Linked DNA regions of Mus musculus: region 1 is linked to region 2. Evidence: chromatin contacts called from ENCODE Hi-C or POLR2A ChIA-PET data. All regions are on one chromosome and are shown on one strand. Each heading gives the region's core, a stretch centred on a gene start or an enhancer-like site at or near the end of the contact. The rest is flanking DNA. Distances are from core to core; before and after follow the strand shown. Region 1 holds the start of Fam222b (family with sequence similarity 222, member B). Region 2 holds the start of Dhrs13 (dehydrogenase/reductase (SDR family) member 13).

Region 1 (7,284 bases), core at 3,817-6,316, 62 kb after region 2:
CTCTTTGAGAGAAATAACATTTGGTTCCTAGCATCTACACCCAGGGGCTTACAGGTGCCTAGGAGTTCTGGCCTCTATGGGGCATACACACACACACACACATACACACACACACACACACACAAATTGTTGGGGGTCCAGGAGTTGCCCCACAAACAACACGAACACCAATCTCAGTCAGACAGGATAGTGTATTGAACACACACCCTAAGACTGATTGATCAGGGCTGTAGTTCAGAATTTTGGAGCTAAGACTATGACCCTGAACCACAGTGAGCTCATATGCAGGTAATGGAAGTGCTGCCCAGTGGTCTGCCCTGACTCAAGCCATTTTAGACATAACAGTTCATATTGACCTTTAATTTGAGTTGTGGTATTTGTTAAGAGTAACAAACCGCTGGGCATGGTGGCGCGTGCCTTTAATCCCAGCACTTGGGAGGCAGAGTCAGGCAAATTTCTGAGTTCAAGGCCAGCCTGGTCTACAGAGTGAGTTCCAGGACAGCCAAGGCTATACAGAGAAACCCTGTCTCGAAAAACAAAACAAAACACACACACACACACACACACACACACACACACACACACACAACAAAAAAGAGTAACAAACCTCAGAACATACAGAATATAACAGGATATGTGGTCAGCATGACCCTGCTCTGAGTCAAGTTATTTTTCAGTGTTAATGACTGGCAGGCATGATGCTGCAGCAATATAAAATAGCCGGTATGGAACAAAATGGGTACAGGTATGCTGGGGGGCAGGCCTCAACACAAACATATAAATAAATCTTTTTGAATATTTTTTCTTTAAATAAAATAAAAAAAACCAAACAAGCCAGGGATGGTGGCACATGCCTTTAATGCCAGCACTTAGGAGGCAGAGGCAGAGGCAGGCAGATTTCTGAGTTCGAGGCCAGCCTGGTCTACAGAGTGAGTTCCAGGACAGCCAGGGCTACACAGAGAAACCCTGTCTTCAAAAACCAAACCAAAACATGTGTAGTACTGTTTTGTCTGCATGGATGTATATGTACCACATGAGCAGTGTAGTGCTGTAGGCAGCCTAGAGAGTGTTATATCTCCTGAAACTGGAGTTATAGACTGTTGTCAGCTGAAAAGTGGGTGCTGGCAACAGAACCCAGGTTGTTTGGAAGAGCAGCAAGTGCTCTTACCTGCTGAGCTTTCTCTCCAGTCTGCAAATAAAATATTTTTTCTATTAGATATTTTTATTTACATTTCAAATGTTATCTCCTTTCATAGTTTCCCCTCCGAAAATCCCCTATCCTCTCCCCCCTTCCCCTGCTCCCCAACCCACCCACTCCCACTTCCTGGCCCTGGCATTCTACTATACTGGGGCATAGAACCTTCATAGGACTAAGGGCCTATTCTCCCATTGATGACAGACTAGGCCATCCTCTGCTACATATGCAGCTAGAGCCATGAGTCCTACTATGTGTTTTCTTTGATTGGTGGTTTAGTCCCAGGGAGCTCTGGGGTTACAGGTTAGTTCATATTGTTGTTCCTCCTATGAGGCTGCAAACCCCTATACAATATTTTTTTAAAAGAAGAAATTCAAGCTGGTCATGGTGGCTCACACCTTTAGTCCTAGCACTTGGAAGGCAGAACTGGTCTACATTGTGAGTTCAAGGCTGTCCTGATCTACATAGTGAGGTCAAGGCATCCTTGGTCTACGTGGTCATTTCCTGGCCAGCCAAGACTACACAGTAAGACCCTTTCCTCAACAACAACAGCGGCAATTCAAATAGGGTCTGCACGTGCTATAATCTAGTCCTTGAGAGGCATAGACGGGAAGATGACTGTAATTTCAAGACCATCCTGTTCAACAGAGTGAGGTCTAGATCAGCAAGAGCTACTCCATCTTGAAAAGGGGGGAGGGGGACATGAGCTCATTGGAAGCGCTTGCCTAGCATGCATGAAGTTTTGTGGTCAAAACTTAGCACCAATAACCAAGGTGAGGTGGGGCACACCTTACTCTCAGCACTAAGGAAAGGAAAGTGGGAGGATTAGAAGTTCCAAGTTTGCCCTGGCATACGTATGGAAGTCAGCTGGATCTACATGCAACCCTATCATAGAGGACTTTAGTACAAGGATAGAATTCTCGTAGGAGACGCAGAATGTTTTAAGCATGGGAAGAGGTACTGTTCATCATGTAGGTCCTAACAGGCCTTCCCAGGAAGCATATGTGGCAAGGACCCAGTGGATGGAGACACTGGTGATGTTGATGGTGTTGATGGTGATGATGGAGACATTGATGGTGTAGCACCAAGAGGTCAAGGTCAGTTCGGACTTCCTTTTAGTCATCCACTCATCAGGAAGTAATGTCACATAAACTCTCAATCATCCTTGGCTGTGTAGTTCTCTTTTGGTGCCAAGTGTGCAATGATTTTGGACTTAACACAAACCATTTCCTTTCTTTCTTTCTTTAATTTATTTATTCTATATATGTGAGAACACTGTCACTGTCTTCAGACACACCAGAAGAGGGCATCAGATCCCATTACAGATGGTTGTGAGTCACCATGTGGTTGCTGGGAATTGAACTCAGGACCTTCAGAAGAGCAGTCAGTGCTCTTAACAGCTGAGCCATCTCTCCAGAGCTTTTTCTTTCTTTTTAAACAGGACTTTGTTATGTGGCTCTGGTTGGCTTGGTTCTTGCTATTTTTCTTAGGGTGGTTTCAATCTCAATTTGAGACAGCCCTTCTGGCAGCTTCCAAAGTGCAGAGATTACAAACACGCATCACTTTGAATAAATAAATAGTGCTACATCTTTCAAGCTAGGCACTAGCTCACAGGCTTCTGGTCTTCAAGCACATCAGGCGTTCACATGGTACACACACAGATATACATGCAGACAAAGTGTCCGTACTTAGTGAATCAAAAAGAAAAGGAAGGAAGGAAGGAAGGAAGAGAGAGAGAGGGAGAGAGAGAGAGAGAGAGAGAGAGAGAGCAAGCAAGCAAGTGGGCTTTCCTGGGCTGGAGAGTTCAGGGTGGAGGGCAGGGTATGCCAGCCAGGAGGGCTCAGTAACAGGTAGGGGGGACTGAGTGATTAAAGGGAGAATCTGGAGGCCAGCATCTGCTTTGATATGTTAAATAGGCACTTCAGCTAATTGTCCTAGGATTGAAACCTAACACATATAAAACAAATATTAAAAAAAACATGCAGAAAATATTGGAGGAATGCTTATAGTTATGTGGAAGATATTTTCAGATTTTATTTTATGTGTATGAGTGTTTTGCCTGTGTGTATGTATGTGCTCCATATGTGTGCCTGGTGCTTTGCTTGAGGAGGTCAGAAGTGGACATCTGGAAGTGGAGTTTTGGATGTTTGTGAACCACTGTGTAGGTGCTAGGAATAGTAACAAGGGCTCTAAAACACTGAGCCAGTTCTGCAGCCTCTGGAAGACATTTTAAAGACAAAAGAAAAAATAAAAGAGAAAAATGAAAAAGAAAAAGAAAGAAACTGAGACACATTTTGTCCAGCCACTGGTAAGTTGACCATACTCCTGTAATCAGCAAGTCCCCAAGGCTTATGTGAGCAACCCTAATTAAATTTGAGTCCCTCTATCCCAGACCAGTTAGGAGGCAACTCACTCATTAAATTTGCACCTGTGTATACTGTATTAGATACCAATTAGTTCATAGCAATTTGTAGCAACCAACTTACATTTTTAAAAGACAGAAGCCTCTGACAGGAATGTAGCTCAGGCCTGTAATGTTGTTATTCAGGAGGCTGAGGCAGGAGGATCACAAATTCAAGGCCACCATGGACTACATATGGGATTCAAGACCAGTCTGGGATACTAGTGAGATTCTGTCTTATATAGCCAAAGTTGTCATCATCACCTCAGTATTAATACATTTGTAAGCATTTCATGAAAACCCTTCGGGTTCCTGGGTACTTCTCTGAAAAAAAAAAAAAAAAAAAAAGACAGAAAGAAGTAACACCAATTTCTTTTTTTTTTTTTTAAGATTGATTTATTTATTTTATGAGTACACTATAGCTGTCCTCAGACACACCAGAAGAGAGTGTTGGATCCCATTACAGATGGTTGTGAGCTACCACGTGGTTGCTGGGATTTGAACTCAGGACCTCTGGAAGAGCAGTCAGTGCTCTTAACCACTGAGCCATCTCTCCAGAGCCCAAATTCTTTTAAAAATGTAGCTCTGGATATCCTAGAACTTCATCTGTAGATCAGGAGAGCCTCAAACTCACAGAAATCCTCCTGCCTCTGCAAAGATTCATGGAGTGCTCCATTCCGTCCGGGTGTTAGTTTATTAAACACTTAAGAGTTCCATTAAATATAGTTGTATGGGCTGGTGAGATGGCTCAGTGGGTAAGAGCACCCGACTGTTCTTCCGAAGGTCCAGAGTTCAAATCCCAGCAACCACATGGTGGCTCACAACCATCTGTAACAAGATCTGACGCCCTCTTCTGGAGTGTCTGAAGACAGCTACAGTGTACTTACATATAATAAATAAATAAATCTTTAAAAAAAAATATAGTTGTATAGGGGCTGGAGAAATGTTCAGCGACTATGAGCACTCGCTGCTGATGCAGAGGACTGAAGTTTGGCTACTAGGATCGATGTCCGTCCAGTCGCTCATAATCGTAAGTATTAATATTTCAAGTACTGTTGGGTACGTGCTACTACTACACAGGGATAAAGGTCTTCTTTATCGGTTTGCAAAAAGATCTGACTCCGTAGTCAGAGATGTACAGTAGGGAACGAGTCTGCAATTTCTTCCACGCCTAAAAGATTTGGTCTTTAAGTGCAGGCAGGATCCAGAATTCTGGTGGGATAAATCTCAATTCAAGACTTTAGTAATTTAGGCAAGATATTCTAGAGGCCTAAAAGGAAGGCTCAGTAGCCACATTCCCTAAGACCTAAAATATCCAAGGCCAGCGAGCGGCCATGCCCACTTGAGACCCAGAGAAGCAGGACATCAGGCAATGATAAAGACGTCCCCGGAGCGAGGTGCGCAGGCGCTGACTGCCGGAGAGGGCCCCGGGCAATCCGGGCTGCGCAGGCGCAGAAGCAGCTCCCGGCCAGTCCGGACGGCGGCTGTGATTGAGAGGCTGGGGCGTGGAGCAGCAGTGGCGGCGACCGGCGACAACGGAGCAGCCATGAGGGCCGGGCCCAGTCACCGACAGTGAGTGGTGGTTTAAGGGTAGTGGACTCTAAGGAATGCAGATATGGCGTGGTGGAAGGACACCCTGACTAGCGGGGTGGCTTCTACTTGTCGGGGACGGAGGTCGTGGGGGAGGGATAGTTTGAGGTGATGATGGTGGAGCATTTGGAGCATGGATGATTAGGTCATGAGTCCCAGAGCTGGACAGCTTGGCGGAGGGAAGGGGTTGCGTTTCGTGGAGTGAGGGCGCACACGGCAGGACCAGTGCCTCGCGCTGTCTGGTTTGTCATCATCCCTTCCCCCAGGAGCTTTGGGTCGCCTCTCCCTTTCCGCTTCTTTCAGAGAATGGTTGCTGGGGGGGAAGGGTGGTGGAAAATAAAAGCCGTGCTGGAGCTGAAGAAGTCCACTCTGAACCAGTCAGAGAAGGACTGGTCACTGGAGTTATGATGTGCCCTGGGTAAAGCTTGGGAGTCGGAAGCTCTGTTTAAATTCAGGAGGAATCTAGGTTAAAGAGCTAAGGACATGGAGTCAGGTTTGGAACCAAGTCCAGCACAGATAAACCTGATCGATAACCTTGGATAGGACCCACTTAACCTTTCTGGTTCTCTGGAAGATCCAGCATTAAATGCTGGGCTTTTGTAAGCTTCATATATTGGTTGAGAGAGCTTATGAAACCTATAGATTGGAAATACTATACGGATGCTAGTATGTACCAGCAATACGATCAGATTTTAGACTCTATGGTTATTAATGGAGTAACTGATTTCTCCATCAAAACAAAGCATATTTGTAAAACCTCAGTAGACAAAAATATGTGCACCCTGCATAAGTACAGCAGATCATCTGTAGAAATAGCACTTTCTTCCGTGGTGTGACAAATTCTCTGTCAAATTGAATAGGAAAAGTACCCTACTCCTGTGCCTTTTTACATGGTATGCAGCTTCTGACCCAAGAGGAAGCAAATACAGCCTGAAGCACTGAGCTATGTTCTCAGCCTTCCTTTTGCTTTTTATTTTGAGACTAAGTTTCACTAACTTGCTTATGCTGGTCTTGAATTCAAGCACTAGTTGAGTTTGAATTAACAGTCTTGCCTCTGTTTCCCCAGTAGCTGGGGTTATAGGCGTACCTGGCTGAGATTCGGGAGGGCTCCTCTGTTAATGCTTGTGTGCCAAGCAGTTTATTAACTGAGCCATTTATCTCCCCAGCCTCTACTTGATGCTGGAACCTGAGCCTGGGTTTTGAGTGTGCTAGGCAAGTGCCCTATCACCAGCCCATTTTGTTTTGTTTTGTTTTAATTGAGACGGTGCCACTACATTACCTAGGCTGCCCTTGAATTTTCAGTACCCCTGCCACAGCCTCCTAAAAGTAACTGGGATTACAGTTTTCCATCATCAAGCCCAGAATAGGCTTCTATTATTATTATTATCATTATCATTATTATTATTTAGTCCATTTTCTACACTCCAGATTTTATCCCCCTCCTGATCCATCCTCTGATGGTTCCCCATCCCATACCTCCTCCCTACCCTGTCGGCAGCTGCTGCTACCTCCTCCTCCTCCTCCTCCTCCTCCTCCTCCTCCTCCTCCTCTTCTTCTTCTTCTTCTTCTTCTTCTTCTTCTTCTTCTTCTTCTTCTTCTGTTGCTGCTGCTGCTGCTGCTGCTGCTGCTGCTTCTTCCTCTTTCTCTTCTTCTCCTCCTCCTTCTTTTTTAAGACAAGGTTTCTCTGTGTAGCCCTGGCTGTCCTGAACCCTGATTTCTCTTATTATATTTTTAAAAATTTGTTTATTTGGAGCCTAGAGAGATGGCTCAGTGGTTTAGAGCACTTGCTGCTCTTAAAGAGGGCCTAGGTTCCATTTTTAGCACTTACATGATGGTTCACCATCATCGTTAACTCCAGCTCTAGCCGATCTGCCTTCTTTATTTTGTAGGAAAAAGAACAAGTTTATTTAATGCCCTGCAAAGAAAGCAAAGGGGATTGATAATAATAGAAGATTGCCTGCCAGCCTCTGATACTTTTTAATTTTAAAAGCTTCCTTTGCAAGAGTCTGGTTGCCCTAGGGCGTTCTCTGTTTTGGAGTGGTGTACAGCCACAGCTTTTCAACTCTTTTTCTTCGTTGTTTATAGTCTTCTGCCAGAA
Region 2 (6,652 bases), core at 2,577-5,076:
GGAGCAGGCAATCGCTGCAACTAATGTTGCCCTCAGAAACAATTGAGGGAAGCCACCTCAAAATGGGAAGGGATCAAAATAGAAGGAAGCCAAGCTCTGTGTGTCCCTGAGTTTCATCATAATTATGTGCCAGTGAATTTCAGATCAACAGGAGCCAGTGCTGAGGAGCAGGGTGAGGGAGGAGATGTGGAGTCAATGGGGCAGGCTTTCACATGGGTGAGTCTTGGTGAATTCTGAAAGAGGCAGGCTGTGACTGAGGAAGAGCATGAGATCTTGCTAGGTAGAGCAGCAAGCCCTATGTCCTCTCCCAAGGCTGCACACAGCAACTACACATCATTATCTCCCCTCCTCCTCAGAATACCAAACATTATGAGCTGTTAAACTACAGTGAGCATGGGACAACGGTGGACAATGTGCTGTATTCATGTGACTTCTCTGAGAAGACCCCGCCAACCCCCCCAAGCAGTATTGTTGCCAAAGTACAGAGTGTCATCAGTAAGTTGGAGCAGAGGCCTGTGGCCACACAGCTAAGGCCCCCCGTCACCTTGGTTCTACCATGCTGTCAGTGACCTACAGTTTCTTGCCTTCCCAGTCCCCTTGGCCAAGCTCATTGATGGTGGGCCTGGAAAAAGCCACCGAAAATCAAGTGCTGAACACCCACATATGTATCAGACCTGGGCAGGGACTTGAGACTCCAGCCCCGTCTGAGCATCCTCAGCCCTGATCATGTAGCATAGAATGGGGAGACGCAGGGGGCCAGTACTGCCAGTCACCCCAGACAGGTCAGCCATTCACTCTTCCCCTCCTATGATCATGCCCCTTTTTCCCAGGGCGCCGCCGACACCAGAAACAGGATGAAGAGCCAAGTGAGGAGGCAGCCATGATGAGTTCCCAGGCCCAGGGGCCACAGCGGAGACCCTGCAATTGCAAAGCCAGCAGCTCAAGCTTGATTGGGGGCAGTGGGGCCGGCTGGGAGGGCACAGCCTTACTCCACCATGGCAGCTACATCAAGCTGGGCTGCCTGCAGTTTGTCTTCAGCATCACTGAGTTTGCGACCAAACAGCCCAAAGGCGATGCCAGCCTGCTGCAGGATGGGGTCTTGGCTGAGAAACTCTCTCTCAAGCCCCATCAGGGCCCTGTGCTGCGCTCCAACTCCGTTCCCTAGGCCATTGGCCTGGACGCCCACCCAAGACTCCTGCAATGCAAAAATGTACACGAACCAAGCCTGGGTGTTTTCTATACCAGAAACCCTCAACTACAATCTTTGCATGAAATGAAGAAAACCTTTTGACTGTTTTTTAAGACTTTTTTTCTTTTCTCAAGTTCTAGGGGGCATTTGCACATATATTTGTACTCAACATTTCATGGGAAAGCGGCAGATCCGCGCTGAGGAGCAGCGAGGGCAGGGACAGGAGGCCCTGGTCTGGACACTTCCTCCAGCACAATCCCTTCCCCCGCCTCCTGCTCCTCCCCCTCGACCGCCTGCCCACTGTTGTAAAATAATCAGAAACTTGTTCTATTTTGTGGCAGTGACAATAGTTTTATATTAAAAGAAAAAAATACAGTTTTCATACAGCAAAATCTATACAATATCATTGTTTTATTTAATATAAAGATCGCTACCCACTCCTTTCCATGGTTCCCACCCTACAAGGACTTCCCCTCTCTGCAGCAGTTGCACTACAGGTAGCTACTGTGTATATGGACAAATGAGAAATGAATCCTTTTTTCTGGCTGTCCATCTATTTTATTTCAAATAAGGAAAAGTGTATTTGGATTTTGTGTAAATACATCTAGTGATGGCATTTTTTCAATGTTTTTAAAAGCTGTGTACAGTACATGTGGTAGAGTGTTTCTCAAATTGTCTATTGTAGCAAAGGCGTTTTTGTCGTAAACCTGTTCTGTGTCCTTTTTTGTTCTTACCACTTCTCTTCCTCCTCACCCCAGATACTTCCTCTTCCCCACAACCAATGTACATAGTAATTGTAATGTTTTAGACTTGACAGAAACTTTCCTGTATTCTGTATATAAAAACCAAAAATACTTCAAATTATGTTTTCTGCCTGTCTGTCCTCCCTGTCATGCTTAGAAGGGGAAGTGTCCTGGATCTCACTTTTCACACCCTTTGTACAAGTGTCAGTCTCAGGTAGTCTCCAGGGAAGCTTGGTGGAGAAGGCAGATGTTAGTGAAGGGAGCCTAAGCTCTGAGAGGGAACTGGAAAGGAGTGCTTGCCTTTGGAGGGCTGCTGTTTCCCTAGGGAGCCCTAATACAGTAACATCTCTCTAGACCAATGGTTCTCAACAGTCCTGATGCTGTGACCCTTTTATACAGTCTGTCGTGTGGTGACCACCTACCCTAAAAGTATTTCAGTGCTACATCATAACTTTAATTTTGCTACTGTTGCAAATTATAAATGTCTGACACAGGATATCTGAGATGCAACTCCTGTGAAGGGGTCCTTCGACTCTTGGTAAGGAGGTGACCCAGGTTAAAGACTGCTGCTCTAGCCTGTGCGGCTCTTGGTGTAACTTGAATAACTTCTGCTGTTCTCATCAGGAAATACCCTGCTGTGTTACCCTAATTCTAATTTCCTGGGCATCCTGCTAGCTTCCTGGAGATGGCTTATTCAGGAAGTTCTTCCTGAGAACAGTCCCCTAGAAAAATCTGTGTTCTGGCACTATTCTAACTAGTACCTATTCATATATTCAAGTCTGTTGATAGGGCTAGAAGACGAGCTTTACATCCACAGCGTCTATAGTTGTGCTCCAAGAACACAGTGCAGTATTAAATAGGGAATTCCCTGGTCTCAGAAATCTGACCCTGACTCCCACATATAGTTGTATTCTTGTCCCTGCCACTCTGCTTCCACTTCAGGAAGGACTTCTTAAACCTCCAAAGGCAGAAAGGAACTACCTGTCCTTCACTGTCCTAGGCAAGGTCCTGCTTGGAATGCCCACATCCCTAGCTGTCCCTGCCCAGCTTACCCTCAGTCACTGTTTCCAGAGTAATGGAGTGTCTACCTACCTAGTCTTGCTACCTGTGAACCGTTCTAGAAACAAATTACCGCCTTTTCGAAAGCAGAGGTCATGGAGTAACAACCATGTAATACCCACTGTTTCGGAGTTTGAGGAAGGAGGATCTCAAATTTAAGGCCACCATGGGCCTAGGGAAACCACCTCCAAAATCGACAGGGAAAGGGGTGGGGTCACAAAGTTAGGAAATCACATGGTTGAATCCTGACAACCCTGTCAGTGCCAGCATAAGAAGCCTCATGCCTCTGGCCTGTAACGGGAAATGTCCTAGAAGAGCAGCGGAGGGCTGGATAATGAAAGAATGAGAAAAGAGTCGCTTCATTGAGGAAAAGGCATCCAGGACTCGACTCCAGACACACGAGCCCATTCATGTACACAGGACTCCAGACTGAGAGACTGCTACATACTCACACCTAGAGTAAACAGAGATGTTCATTCAGTCACACGCGTTGGTGGAGACTACAGATGCATGCACAGCCTGGAGGACTCCCGCGATGGGCACAGACACCTACGCAGTGCTCTCACCGCCGGCGCCCGCCCAGAATCCAGAAGCACGCCCAAAGCCTGAGCGGAGATCTCAGGGCCCTAGGCATGCACACACCCACCCGTCCCTCAGGCAGATGTTTCCGGGTACTTACCGAGCACGCGTTCCCGGGAGTTCGCAAGCCTAGAGGGCGCTCCCAGGACTCCAAGGTGTTTCTCCTAGGCACGCCGCCAGGGCACGCAGGCGCACGCCTAGGGGGCGCTCGCAGGGGCCACGCGTGCGCGCACACCCCTGCCCAGCCTGCCGCCGCCCTCGCGAGGCCGAGGCGGGAGCGACGAGGCCCGGGCGGGAATCGGGAGCACTGCCGGCATGGAGATGCTGCTGCTGGGCGCCGGGCTGCTGCTGGGCGCCTACGTGCTTGTCTACTACAACCTGGTGAAGGCCCCGTCGTGCGGCGGCATCGGCAGCCTTCGGGGCCGCACGGTCGTGGTCACTGGTGAGTGCGCGCGAGCGGGCGGCGGGGAGGCCGGGCGGGTGGCCGCGGCCCGACCGGCTGAGCTGGCTCCCACCCGCCGCCCGCAGGCGCCAATAGCGGCATCGGAAAGATGACAGCGCTGGAGCTGGCGCGCCGGGGAGCGCGCGTGGTGCTGGCCTGCCGCAGCCGGGAGCGCGGGGAAGCGGCCGCTTTCGACCTCCGTCAGGTGAGACCATAGGGGAATGCGGGAGGCGGGTGAGCCCGGGACGCGGAGGGCGGAGCAGAGCGACGGAGGAATCAAGATCTGAGAGGAGAGAGCCTCACTATCCCTTAAACAGAGAGGAAGATGCAGGGACTGCTGTGGTCTTTAATCTTGAGAGCTTTAAGAATCAGAGTTAATGAAGTCAGGTGTGGTCCCAGCACCGGGCTGCGAGCTCAAGGCCAGCCTTGGCAAAGGCGACAAAGAAGGAAGGGTTAGGATAATGAAGAGATGCAGAAAGAACAGCAGGTGCAAATGCCCTGAGACTAGAGAGTCTAATTGGAGAGACAGGGGGCGGGAGATGAAGCAAGGAATAAAAGGAATGTCCTGAAGTGGTTCTGAGCCACAGCCAGCTTCTGAAGGCCCTTCCAAATACCATCGAGTTGAAGACAGCTGAGCAGAGAAGACACTTCAGTAGGCTCTGGACCATCCTGATGGCTTTTTCAGATGAATTTCTTAGAACTGTGCGGTGTCTAGACTGCAGAGGACAGGAGTGAGAGGGTCACATACCTTTAATCCTAGCACTTGAGAGGCAGAGACAGGTAGATTTCTGTGAGTTGAAGACCAGCTTGGGCTACATCCTAAGACTCTGTCTCAAAATAAACAAGCAAACAAATAAAATAAATTTTTTTTAAAAAGGTGTGTAAGAGAAGACCACAGTCTCTTAGGAAAAGTTTGTTACAGCAGGACATGCTGGTGCACACCTGTAATTCCAGCCCTGAAGAGGCTGAGGAAGGGAGATCATGAGTTCCAAGGCAGTCTGAGCTACGTAGCAAGATGCTGTCTACAACAGGTGAAAGGCTGTAATTGATTTTTATGGTAAATGATAATAAAAACAAGGGATGTTAATGGCAAATACCTGCACGCTGCTGACTGGGTATTTAATATATATTAACTCTAGCTCAGGCAGGCCTTGAACTGGTGACAAAAGGGTAGCTAGGATAACCAATGTGTGCCACCACACCAGACATACATGTATTTTATCTGATTTAACTCTCCCAGCTTTTTTTTCCAGTAGAAAGTATTATTATTGCTGTTAATATTATTACTATCCTCTCATTTTTCAGTAAGAGAACAGAGGCCCAAAAGATATTCAGTATCACGTCTGAAGTCACACTCTAGTTAGGGGCAAAGTCAAGATTTGAATCCACACACCCATTACACGCTGATGCATAGAGGCAGGTTTTAGTCATAGGTGGGTAGACTCTCAGAAGCCTGGAAAGAGGGAGGAGAAGGGAGATACCCAGTAACAATCCTAGCCCTTGCTGCTCCACAGGAAAGTGGAAACAATGAGGTCATCTTCATGGCCTTGGACTTGGCCAGTCTGGCCTCCGTGCAGGCCTTTGCCACAGCCTTCTTAAGCTCTGAGCCAAGGCTGGACGTCCTCATCCACAATGCAGGTGAGGAGTAGCAGGCCCTGTGGGAGGGCGGCGGGGAGCCTGGAGAGGCAGACCCTCCAGCAGACACATCTCACAAGTGGGGATTCTAAGACCTGTGGGACACCTATGACAGCACCTCATGCCTAGCTTCTGCTCTAGGGATCAGCTCCTGTGGCCGGACTCGGGAAACCTTTAACCTGCTGTTGCGAGTGAACCATGTTGGCCCTTTTCTGCTGACGCACTTGTTGCTACCCCGCCTGAGGTCATGTGCCCCCAGCCGTGTGGTAATAGTGTCATCGGCTGCCCACCGACGTGGTCGTCTCGACTTCACACGTCTGGACTGCCCAGTGGTGGGCTGGCAGCAGGAGCTTCGGGCGTACGCTGACAGCAAACTAGCCAACGTGCTGTTTGCCCGGGAGCTTGCCACCCAGCTTGAGGGCACTGGTGTTACCTGCTATGCGGCCCACCCAGGTGAGGCCTGACTGACGGCTCTTCCTTACTTCTCTAGCATCTTTGTATGTTACTATGTGCCTCCATACCCCCAGTCTCCTATTGAGTCACAGAATGGAAACATGGTCAAAGGGAAACCTGTTCCTTGCTGATCTTGGGAGCAGACTTTCTTCTCATCTGTTTTCTTCCTTGCTCACCTTCACGCTTGGATGCTGACCACTGGCTTGGGGATAAAACAAGATCCTGATGATAATATAGAGGGCTGCGGCTGCAGCTGATAGGTAGAACACATGTCCTAGTATAGGCCAAACCCTGAGCTTCTGCTCTTTGGTTTAGGATGTTTGGTTGGTTGGTTGTTTGGTTGATTTGGTTTTGAGACAGGATCTCACTGTGTAGACTAAGCTGGCCTGGAGTTTGCTTTGTAGGCAAGGCTGGCCTCAAACATCCAAAGACCTGCCTGCTTCTGTCTCCAGAGTGCTGGGATCAAAGGTATGGAACATCATTCCTGGCTTAGTTTAGTGTGTGTGTGTGTGTGTGTGTGTGTGTGTATGTGTATGTGTTAGTTTTCTCTGC

Evidence for each region. A loop is a pair of places that touch in the nucleus more often than their neighbours do. ChIA-PET counts read pairs that join two places held with the same protein, here RNA polymerase II (POLR2A).
Region 1: POLR2A ChIA-PET joins it to region 2 with 11 read pairs in Patski. The contact joins the promoter of Fam222b here to the promoter of Dhrs13 in region 2. A Hi-C loop is called at or near these places in 2 of 37 maps with a recorded cell type or tissue (T-helper 17 cell and heart). POLR2A ChIA-PET finds 5 or more read pairs at or near these places in 4 of 5 experiments (Patski and embryonic stem cell).

The regions. Positions count from the first base shown.
Region 1 is chr11:78,089,624-78,096,907 of GRCm38, forward strand. Fam222b (family with sequence similarity 222, member B) reads left to right here and starts at 5,067. Exons shown (of 3, transcript NM_145430.3): 1 at 5,067-5,168.
Region 2 is chr11:78,028,487-78,035,138 of GRCm38, forward strand. It overlaps Dhrs13 (dehydrogenase/reductase (SDR family) member 13), which reads left to right and starts at 3,827. Exons shown (of 5, transcript NM_183286.2): 1 at 3,827-4,012; 2 at 4,099-4,217; 3 at 5,527-5,650; 4 at 5,789-6,100. The coding sequence starts at 3,886. Dhrs13os (dehydrogenase/reductase (SDR family) member 13, opposite strand) reads right to left here and starts at 4,179. Exons shown (of 2, transcript NR_152257.1): 1 at 3,671-4,179; 2 at 1,520-3,445. Phf12 (PHD finger protein 12) reads left to right here. Exons shown (of 15, transcript NM_174852.3): 14 at 357-495; 15 at 831-2,050. The coding sequence ends at 1,165.